Linked DNA regions of Homo sapiens: region 1 is linked to region 2. Evidence: chromatin loops called from intact Hi-C (ENCODE). Cell type or tissue: IMR-90. All regions are shown on one strand. Links, peaks and the distances in the headings refer to the core of each region. The heading gives the core; the rest is flanking DNA. Region 1 overlaps UBE2E3 (ubiquitin conjugating enzyme E2 E3). Region 2 has its middle 280 kb from the start of EPCART.

Region 1 (4,403 bases), core at 337-4,336, 630 kb before region 2:
TTTATTTTTGGTAGAGACTGGGTTTCATCATGCTGGCCAGGATGGTTTTGATCTCCTGACCTCGTGATTCGCCCGCCTGGGTCTCCCAAAGTGCTGGGATTACAGGCGTCAGCCACTGCACTCGGCCCTGAAGCATTTCTTTGGAGAAAAGGAAATGTGCTGAAGCATCAGAAGGAACCTCTAAGAGTCTACTTATGAAAATTCAAGTCTTCTGCTTTTCTAAGGTAAAAAAATAGCTCATTTACTGCACAGTCTAACTCTCTGGATCTAACAATATGACAGCAAGGAGAATGATTTTATAAAAATTCCAGAAACTGTTAAATGACATTTTAAACTATGATTATTTTGAATACCATAGCTACTAAAAAGTGATTTCCTTTGTCATCAGACTAAACTGTTTTTCCAGTATTTTTTACCTATGATCCATCTGAAACCTCTAGTGATTACCCACCTTCATCCTATAATTTGTAGTATACCTTATACTAAATAGAAATTACATTTCATTCTAACATTAAATGTTTAGATGTTATAGTTCTTTTATATATCTCAAAGCAGCCAGTATAATGCTTTCCACATAAGAGTTGCTCAATAAATGCTTCTTGAATAAATGTCAACCATGAAAAAATGCACTGTGGCAAAAAATTGATTCTTTATAAAAAAATTTTCCTATCCACTAATATTTATTTTATGTACATCATAAGCCAGGCACTGTAGTAGGGATAAAAGAAATAAATGACATCTAATTGAATTTATTGTTATGAAAAGGCTAAATGCAATACAGTGTAACATGTGCAGAACTAGAGACAGGTCAATGTCCCGTGGAAGGACGAAGAAGGATGTATCAAAATTGCTTAACTGGGTATATCAGAAAGCTCTATGAATATATGACTATAACGCAATCTTCCATTTATCCACTAAGAAGAACGCAAACATATTTTCCTCCCCAATTTAAGTATATAAATTTTTAGGAATGTCAAGGAAACAGTCAAATGGCCACTTAAAATAATTATTAGCTACAGATATTAAAAATCACCCCATGTGGTAAATTATAAATACAGTCAGCCCTCTGTACCCATGGGTTCTACATACACAGATTCAACCAACCACAAACAGAAAATATGCAGAAAAAAACTAATAAGAAATCACACAAATAAAAAGCCAATACAGTTTAACAACTATTATTTATATTGTATTTGGTATTATAAGTAATCAAAGTATACCAGAAGATATACATAGGTTATATGCAAATAGTATGCCATTTTATATAAGGAACTTGAGTATTTTGAGAATTTTGGTATCTGTGGAAGTCCCAGAACCAATCCCCCAAGGATACCACGGGATGACATTTTACGAAAATTTTATTTAACTCCTAGACATCAGTGTCTTTGTCATTATAAAATTATTGAGATGAATTTTTCGACTTTGCAAGTGACACTATTAGAAATTTTATCATAGCCAAAATTAGCATTTGTACACTTGTTTTTTTGTAGAGATGGGAGTCTCGCCATGTTGCTCAGGATGGTCTCAAACTCCTGAGTTCAAGCAATCTGCCCACCTCGAAATCCCAAAGTGCTGGGATTACAGGCGTGAGCCACCACACCAGTCCCTGTACACTCTTAAGACAATGTTTTTACATTCGACCACAGGCATTCTAGTTATAAGTCGCCCTCCCAGCCGCTCCAGGAGCCAGAATGCTCGTCTGCACCCACTTTTTGAACTAAAAGTATATTCATTACATTTTCAATGTAGCCATTTATTGTATTTTTCAAATGTTTTTAATCAGCTTTGAAGTATAAATTTATTTATAAAATTTATTCACCATTTTGAAATAAACACTGCTAAGTTTTGACAAATGTATAGTCCTGTAACATCACTACAACCATGATATAGAGCATATCCACCACCCCAAAAATGTTTCCTCGTTCCACTGCAATGACCCTATTTCCAAAAAAAAAAAAAAAAAAAAAAAAAGGTCACATTCTGAGGTACTGGAGGTTAGGACTTAAACATACCATTTTGGAGGATGTAATTTAACCAGTAACACTGAGTCACATGGTAGTAAGTGTATGTTTATAGTAAGAAACCCCAAAACTGTTATCCCAAGTGGCCATACCATTTTGCCTTCTCAATGGTAATGTATGAGAGTTTCAACGGCTACACATCCTTCCTCATCCTGTTTTTTTATAATTATTTTAACCATTCTAGTCAGTATGTAGTTGTATTTCATCGTGGTTTTAATTTGCATTTTTCTAACGACTAATGATGTGTAAGCACCACTGTTATTCATACAGCTTCATCAGTAACATCTCTATTCAAATCTTTTGTCCATTTTAAATTGGTTTGTCTATTAAGATATAAGACTTGTATGTTAAGACTTGCATGTTCTGGATACAAGTCTTTTATCAGACAGAGGTTTTCAAATTATTTTCTCCCTTTCTGTGATTTGCCTTTTCATCTTCTCAACAGTGTCTTTTACTTTAAGTTCCACCTGCCAATTATTTTATTTCTTGCTTTTGTCCTAAGAGATTTTTACTTAATCCAAGGGCATAAAATTTTGCTCTTACATTATATTCTAGAAGTTATAGCTTTAGCTCCTACATTTAGGTCAATGACCCATTTTGAATTAATTTTTGTATGGTCATGTGTCACTTAATGTTTAACAACAAGAATATGACCTCAGAAATGTGTCATTCGGGGATTTTGTCATTTTTCAAACATCATAGCGTATTTACACAAAGCTAGATGGTACAGCCTACTACACACTTAGGTTATATGGTATAGCCTATTGCTCCCAGGCTACAAACTCACACAGTATGTTATTATATAGAATACTGTAGGCAACTGTAAAACAATGTGATTTGTGTATCTAAACACACAGGAAAGGTACAGTAAAAATGATATAAAAGATAAAAAGTGGTACACTTGTATTGGGCACTTACCACAATGGAGCTTTCAGGACTGGAAGTTGGTCTGGGTGAGTCAGGGGTGAGTAGTGAAGGCGTAGGATGTATCTGTGCACTACTGCAGGCTTTATAAACACTTAGGCTATACTAAATTTATACAAAAATACTTTTCTTCCACAATAATAAATTAACTTTAGCTTACTATAACTTTTATTTTGTGCTTAGAGACAAGATCTGACTTTGTCACTCAGACCAGAGTGCAGTGGTATGATCATAGTTCACTGCAATCTTGAACTCCTGGGCTCAAGTGGTCCTCCCACCTCAGCCTCCCAAGCACCTGGGACTACAGGCATATGCCACCATGCCCGCTAATTTTTAAATTTTTTGTAGAGATGGTGTCTTGCTATATTGCCCAGGCTGGCCTCAAACTTCTGGCCTCAAATAATCCTCCCCCCTTAACCTCCTAAAAGTGCTGGCATTACAGGTGTGAGCCTGGCTGTAACTTTTTTACTATGTCAACTTAAAATTTTTTTTTAACTTTCTGATTCTTCTGTAGTAACACTGAGCTTAAAACACAAACACAGTGTATAGCTGTACAAAAATATTTTCCTTTGTATTTGTCTATAAGCTTTTTTATTTTTAAAAGTTATTTTATTTAATTTTTTAAACTTTTTTTGTAAAAACTAAGACACAAACATACACATTAGCCTAGGCTCACACAGGCTCAGGAGCATATATATCACTACTGTCTTCCACCGCCACATCCTGTTCCACTGTAGGGTCCTCATGAGCAATAACATACACATAGAGCTGTCATCTCCTATAACAATGCCTTCTCCTGCAATACCTCCTGAAAGAACTGCCTGAGGCTGTTTTAGAGTTAACTTTAAAAAAATAAGGAGTACACTCTAAAATAACAATAAAAAGTACAGTAAATACATAAACCAGGAACACAGTTGTTTATTATCAAGTATGTACTACATATAATTATATTTGCTGGCAGCACAAGTTTGTTTCCACCAGCATCACCACAAACATGTGAGTAATGCACTGTCTGACGATGCTACGATGACTACAACCTCAATTAGGTGACAGGAATTTTTCAGCTCTATCATAATCTTCTGGAACCACCATTATATATGAGGACTGTTGTTCATCAAAATGTCATTATACAATGCATAACTATGGATGATGTGAGGTCACAATCAAGGTTCAATACAGTAAGTCTTCGCTTAATGTTGTGGATAGGTTCTTGGAAACTGCAACTTTATGTGAAATGACATATACTGAAACCAATTTAACCACAGGCTAATTGACATAAACAAGATTTAAGTTCCTATGTCATATTTCTGGTCACAACATCACCAAAATTTACTAAATAAAGACCAAAATATTTCTAATATCAAGCATTGAAATAAATGTGAGCTATACATACAGTTAAGAAAAGTTAATAAAAAACAAGTTAGAGTATTGTTTACCCACTTATTCCAGTTCAGGGTA
Region 2 (4,403 bases), core at 222-4,221:
GGGTAGAAATCTTTAGCAGGGGAATGGACTGAACAGGAAAGTGATTTTGAAAAGTTAATCTGAAAGAAGTGCATACAGTAAAGAGGCCAAAGCGTACTGGGAGATCAGTTTAGAGGTTAACAGATTTAAAAAAAGAAATGTTTTTTGTAGTAAGTATGAAAGCAAAAAGGCTGTACATAGGTCTTATTGAAAAAAGCCAAATCACATGATGAGAATGGGAAGATGCAGAGAGAAAAACAGTAATAAAGTTCTCCGGGTATCTTGCAACCTTGGGGTCTTGAAAGGCAACTTATTTTATTTTTGTGAATCATTACGTTAAGTTTTGCATCCACTCTTCCCCCCGCCCTTTTTTTTTAACCATTTCATATATAGCACTCCTCTAATGTCCTCTTTCTCTCCCCTTCTCTAAGAAGAATAGCGAAGCATCAGGAGCGTCTGCCATGTTATTCAGCTACTCAGCTTTGCTAGTGGCACTGTGGATTAAAGACCCCCTGCTAACATTGTAGATGTTGTGCAATGTACCAGAGAAAAAGAAAAAGAAAAGAGAAAATGACTCTTCTTTAAGGAGTAGATGACTTCCCTGAGATTTCTAGACACATAAGTACAATTGACAAAAACATGGACAAATTATTAACTCTAAATGTGCAAAAAAAGAGCATCAAGAAGAGATACTTCCCCTCAGAGGAGGGAAAGAAAAACACAGAAATGTGGAGTAAGGAATGAGGTGACTGATGTCAGTTGGCAAAGCTGTGAAAATCTTAACCAAGGAGAGTCAAAATGCTGCAGCAGAATTACTAAATTGTTTGGAAAAGTAAGAGGATAGTAAAGGAGGAGGCACTGGTCAGGGACATAACTTACTAGCAGGTTTGAACGTCAACCATGAATTTCCTGTTCCTTCATTTTATTTCTTCACTGCCATCTTATTCTCATCATCTCAGCCATACCCAGGATGCAAGCAATGAATTCAGGAAGAAAGATGATCTAATGTTACAAAACATTATGAAGCATCATCTTATTCCTGTGAAATTCTTCTTTCTCGGTATTTTTGCACTTCTCAGTCCTGTAAGGCAGAATCATACAATTTTCATTTTGCCTACGAAATAGTAACAGATTCCTGACAGTTAGAATTCTTCCTGACAGAGACAGAATGTGATTCAAAGGTTCACAGTGACTGATTTCTATGCCAGAAATGTGTATCGTAGTCTACCTGAGAAGCAGATCTACTTGGTATCATTTGTAAAGGATGTAAAATTTTGCCAGTGATAATGGCAGATTTGTTCAAAGCTGCAGTGTGTCCCTTTTGCGTGTTATGATGGAAATAACTACTACAGTCTACAAAGCAGGATTCTAGGCGTGCTCCATACCTTACTGATTTTGTGGTATTTTGCAGGCTCATTTAAAATAGCTAGTCAGGAAAAGTATATAAAAATATCCAAAAATAAACTGTAAACCTTATATGAATAAAAGCATGTACACAATTCTTATTGCAGATTTATTTATGATTTCCAGTGGCACTCAAATCCTGGAGCGGGTGGATGTTGGGAGAATCTGTTAGAAATGGCTGTTTCAGAAGCTTCCCAAGGCCCGCATATCTGCTCTATGACCTGGCTATTATTTACCAGGAGGACGACCACAATTCAGGGGTTAGGAAAACAGTTTTCACTTTTTCACTTCTCTAAAAACTAAGACAGAAACTTGTTAGAAAATATAACTGAAGGTCAGATCTAGGTTTTGTCAGACCTAAAGCTACAGTTTGGAGGCCTCTTACAGAAAAAGAACATAAAATCACAAATATATAACTTGGCACAAAAAGGAACATTTATGTAGAATAAGAAAGGAAATTACAACAAATTATAAATGGAAAAGGCTATAAAAAAGCACAAACATACAAACTCCAGAAAATTAACATTAAAAAATTAATAAATGTGAACTTGAAAGTTGCAGAAAAATACTACTATACTCCTTTGGTTCCACTTCAACTCTGGAAAAGGGATGCAAGTAGTGAAGATTAGATTATTTAGTAGAAGTCTGATTTTTAGCATGCTATTCTCTCGAAATATCTCCTTTTTGGAAAAACTACAAAATTCACAGGGCTCAGGTAGGAGCCAGATAGGAAACTAAACTATATGGTTCCAAACACTGCTGCCCAAAGACTCATCTTAGGTCCCCTACCTTGGAATTCCCAGGTGTTTAAAATGCAGAATCACCAGCTCACAGAGATATTTAAGAACCTGGAATCTGGCCCGGGCACGGTGGCTCACGCCTGGAATCCCAGCACTTTGGGAGGCTGAGGCGGGTGGATCACAAGGTTGCGAGATCGACACCATCCTGGCTAACACGGTGAAACCCCATCTCTACTAAAAACATAAAAAATTAGCCGGGCTTGGTGGCGGGCACCTGTAGTCCCAGCTACTCGGGAGGCTGAGGCAGGAGAATGGCGTGAATCCGGGAGGCAGAGCTTGCAGTGAGCCGAGATCGCGCCACTGCACTCCAGCCTGGGCAAAAGAGCGAGACTCCGTCTCAAAAAAAGAAAAAAAAAAAAAAAAAAAGAACCTGGAATCTGTATGGTGATCCCACAAATCTGTGTGGTTGACAAGCACCCCCAAGAAGATTCTAATGACCATTGCATTAACTCCTGAAAATGGCACAAACTCCCATAAAGAAGCAGGGATAGGGATGGATTTAGAGCAGAGTTCTTACGTACCACCAACGCAGCTTGAGGAATTCCCCCAGATCACAAGTTTAGAGTTGCTGAGAATCTTAAAGTGAAGATGATCACACATTTAAATTCTTTCTTTCCTTCTCCTGAGAAGTATAAATATGAGGAGGGACTTTTAAAAATTCATGAAGAAATGTGATTTTAAGACATAAATAAAAACATAAACTTTATTTCTCAACAGGAGCTACCTCAAGGTCAAGACAATTTTATAAGTGATGATACCAGCCATTTAGTCCATCCTTAAAGAACTGAAGATCCTACGAATTTAACCAGGTCAATGCAGTCTTTTTTACATTATTAACTGAAGAGAAATGCATACCCTTTAAAAATAATTTTTAAGATTAGCAAAAAAAAAAAAAAAGTCAGAGGAACCAAATCAGGACTGCAAGGTGCATTACTAATGATTTGCCACCAAAACTTTTGCAAACTTGCCCTTGTTTGATGAGAGGAAGTGGCAGGAGCATTGTTGTGGTAAAGGTCTCTGGTGAATCTTTCCTGGGGGTTTCTCTGCTAAAGCTTTGCCTAACTTTCTCAAAACACCCTCATAACAAGCAGATGTTATCATTCTTAGGTCCTCCAAAAAGTCAACAAGCAAAATGCCTTGAGGATCCTAAAAAACTGTGGCAATGACCTTTGCTTTTTTTTTTTTTTTTTTTTTTTTTTTGAGACGGAGTCTCGCTCTTTCACCCGGGCTGGAGTGCAGTGGCGCGATCTCGGCTCACTGCAAGCTCCACCTCCCAGAGTCACGCCATTCTCCTGCCTCAGCCTCCCGAGTAGCTGGGACTACAGGCACCCGCCACCACGCTCTGCTAATTTTTTGTATTTTTAGTAGAGATGGGGTTTCACCGTGTTAGCCAGGATGGTCTCCATCTCCTGACCTCGTCATCCTCCCACCTCGGCCTCCTAATGTGCTGCGATTACAGGCGTGAGCCACTGCGCCCGGCCAACCTTTGCTCTTGACCAGTCCACTTTTGCTTTGACTAGACAACTTCCATATTTTGGTAGCCAGTCCTCTGATTGTGCCTTGTCTTCAGGATCATACTGGTAGAGCCATGTTTTATATCCTCTATAATTCATTAAAGAAATGCTTCAGGATATTGATCCCACTGGTTTAAAATTTCCATTGAAAGCTCTGTTCTTGCCTGCAGCCAATCAGGGCACAAGGGTTTTGGCAGCCCTCCAATGGAAAGTTTGCTCACTTTTACTTTTCAGCCTGAATTGTGTAAGCTGAACCAATTGAACTGTCAATGTTGTTAGCTGTTGCGTATGCTATTAATTTTATTAGTCTTCTTCAATTAGGGCACAAAAAAAATGATTTTTTTCCTCACAAATTGATGTGGGTGGTCTGTTGCTGTGGGCTTCATCTTCGACATTTTCTAGTCTGTTCCCTAACTTGTTCCCAGAAAACAAGTTATTCACTTGTAAACTGATGATTTATTTGGGGCATCGTTCCCATGAACTTTTCATAAAGTTTGAATGATTTCAGCATTCTTCAACCTGAGCTTTATCATAAATTTGATGTTTGTTCTTGCTTTAATTCTCTGATAGGGGCTATTTTCAAATTGGTTCTTCTTAGTGCCTCAATCTAGATCTTGTCAGACATGTTATAATCACGTTATCACAAGTTTATTTTGGTGCAAGAAAATTTTGAATTCCATATATAGTTTTTTCATAATATACATTT

The links. A loop is a pair of places that touch in the nucleus more often than their neighbours do. Peaks named below come from ENCODE experiments on the same cell type or tissue, not always from the same donor. Only the 100,000 strongest peaks of a DNase experiment are listed, where the experiment ranks them.
Region 1: a loop joins it to region 2, with 2.1 times the contacts of the local background. A loop is called at or near these places in 1 of 110 quality-filtered maps.

What each region holds. Positions count from the first base shown.
Region 1 is chr2:181,036,692-181,041,094 of GRCh38, reverse strand. The region is part of intron 3 of UBE2E3 (ubiquitin conjugating enzyme E2 E3); the gene reads right to left. Among named protein-coding and RNA genes, the nearest start is that of UBE2E3-DT, 58 kb to the right of the region's middle. In IMR-90, for the core only: no CTCF peak of the experiment used is centred there; DNase peaks (open chromatin) are centred at 2,064, 2,974 and 3,964; H3K27ac peaks cover 146 bases.
Region 2 is chr2:180,402,969-180,407,371 of GRCh38, reverse strand. No RefSeq gene overlaps it. Among named protein-coding and RNA genes, the nearest start is that of EPCART, 280 kb to the right of the region's middle. In IMR-90, for the core only: no CTCF peak of the experiment used is centred there; no DNase peak of the experiment used is centred there.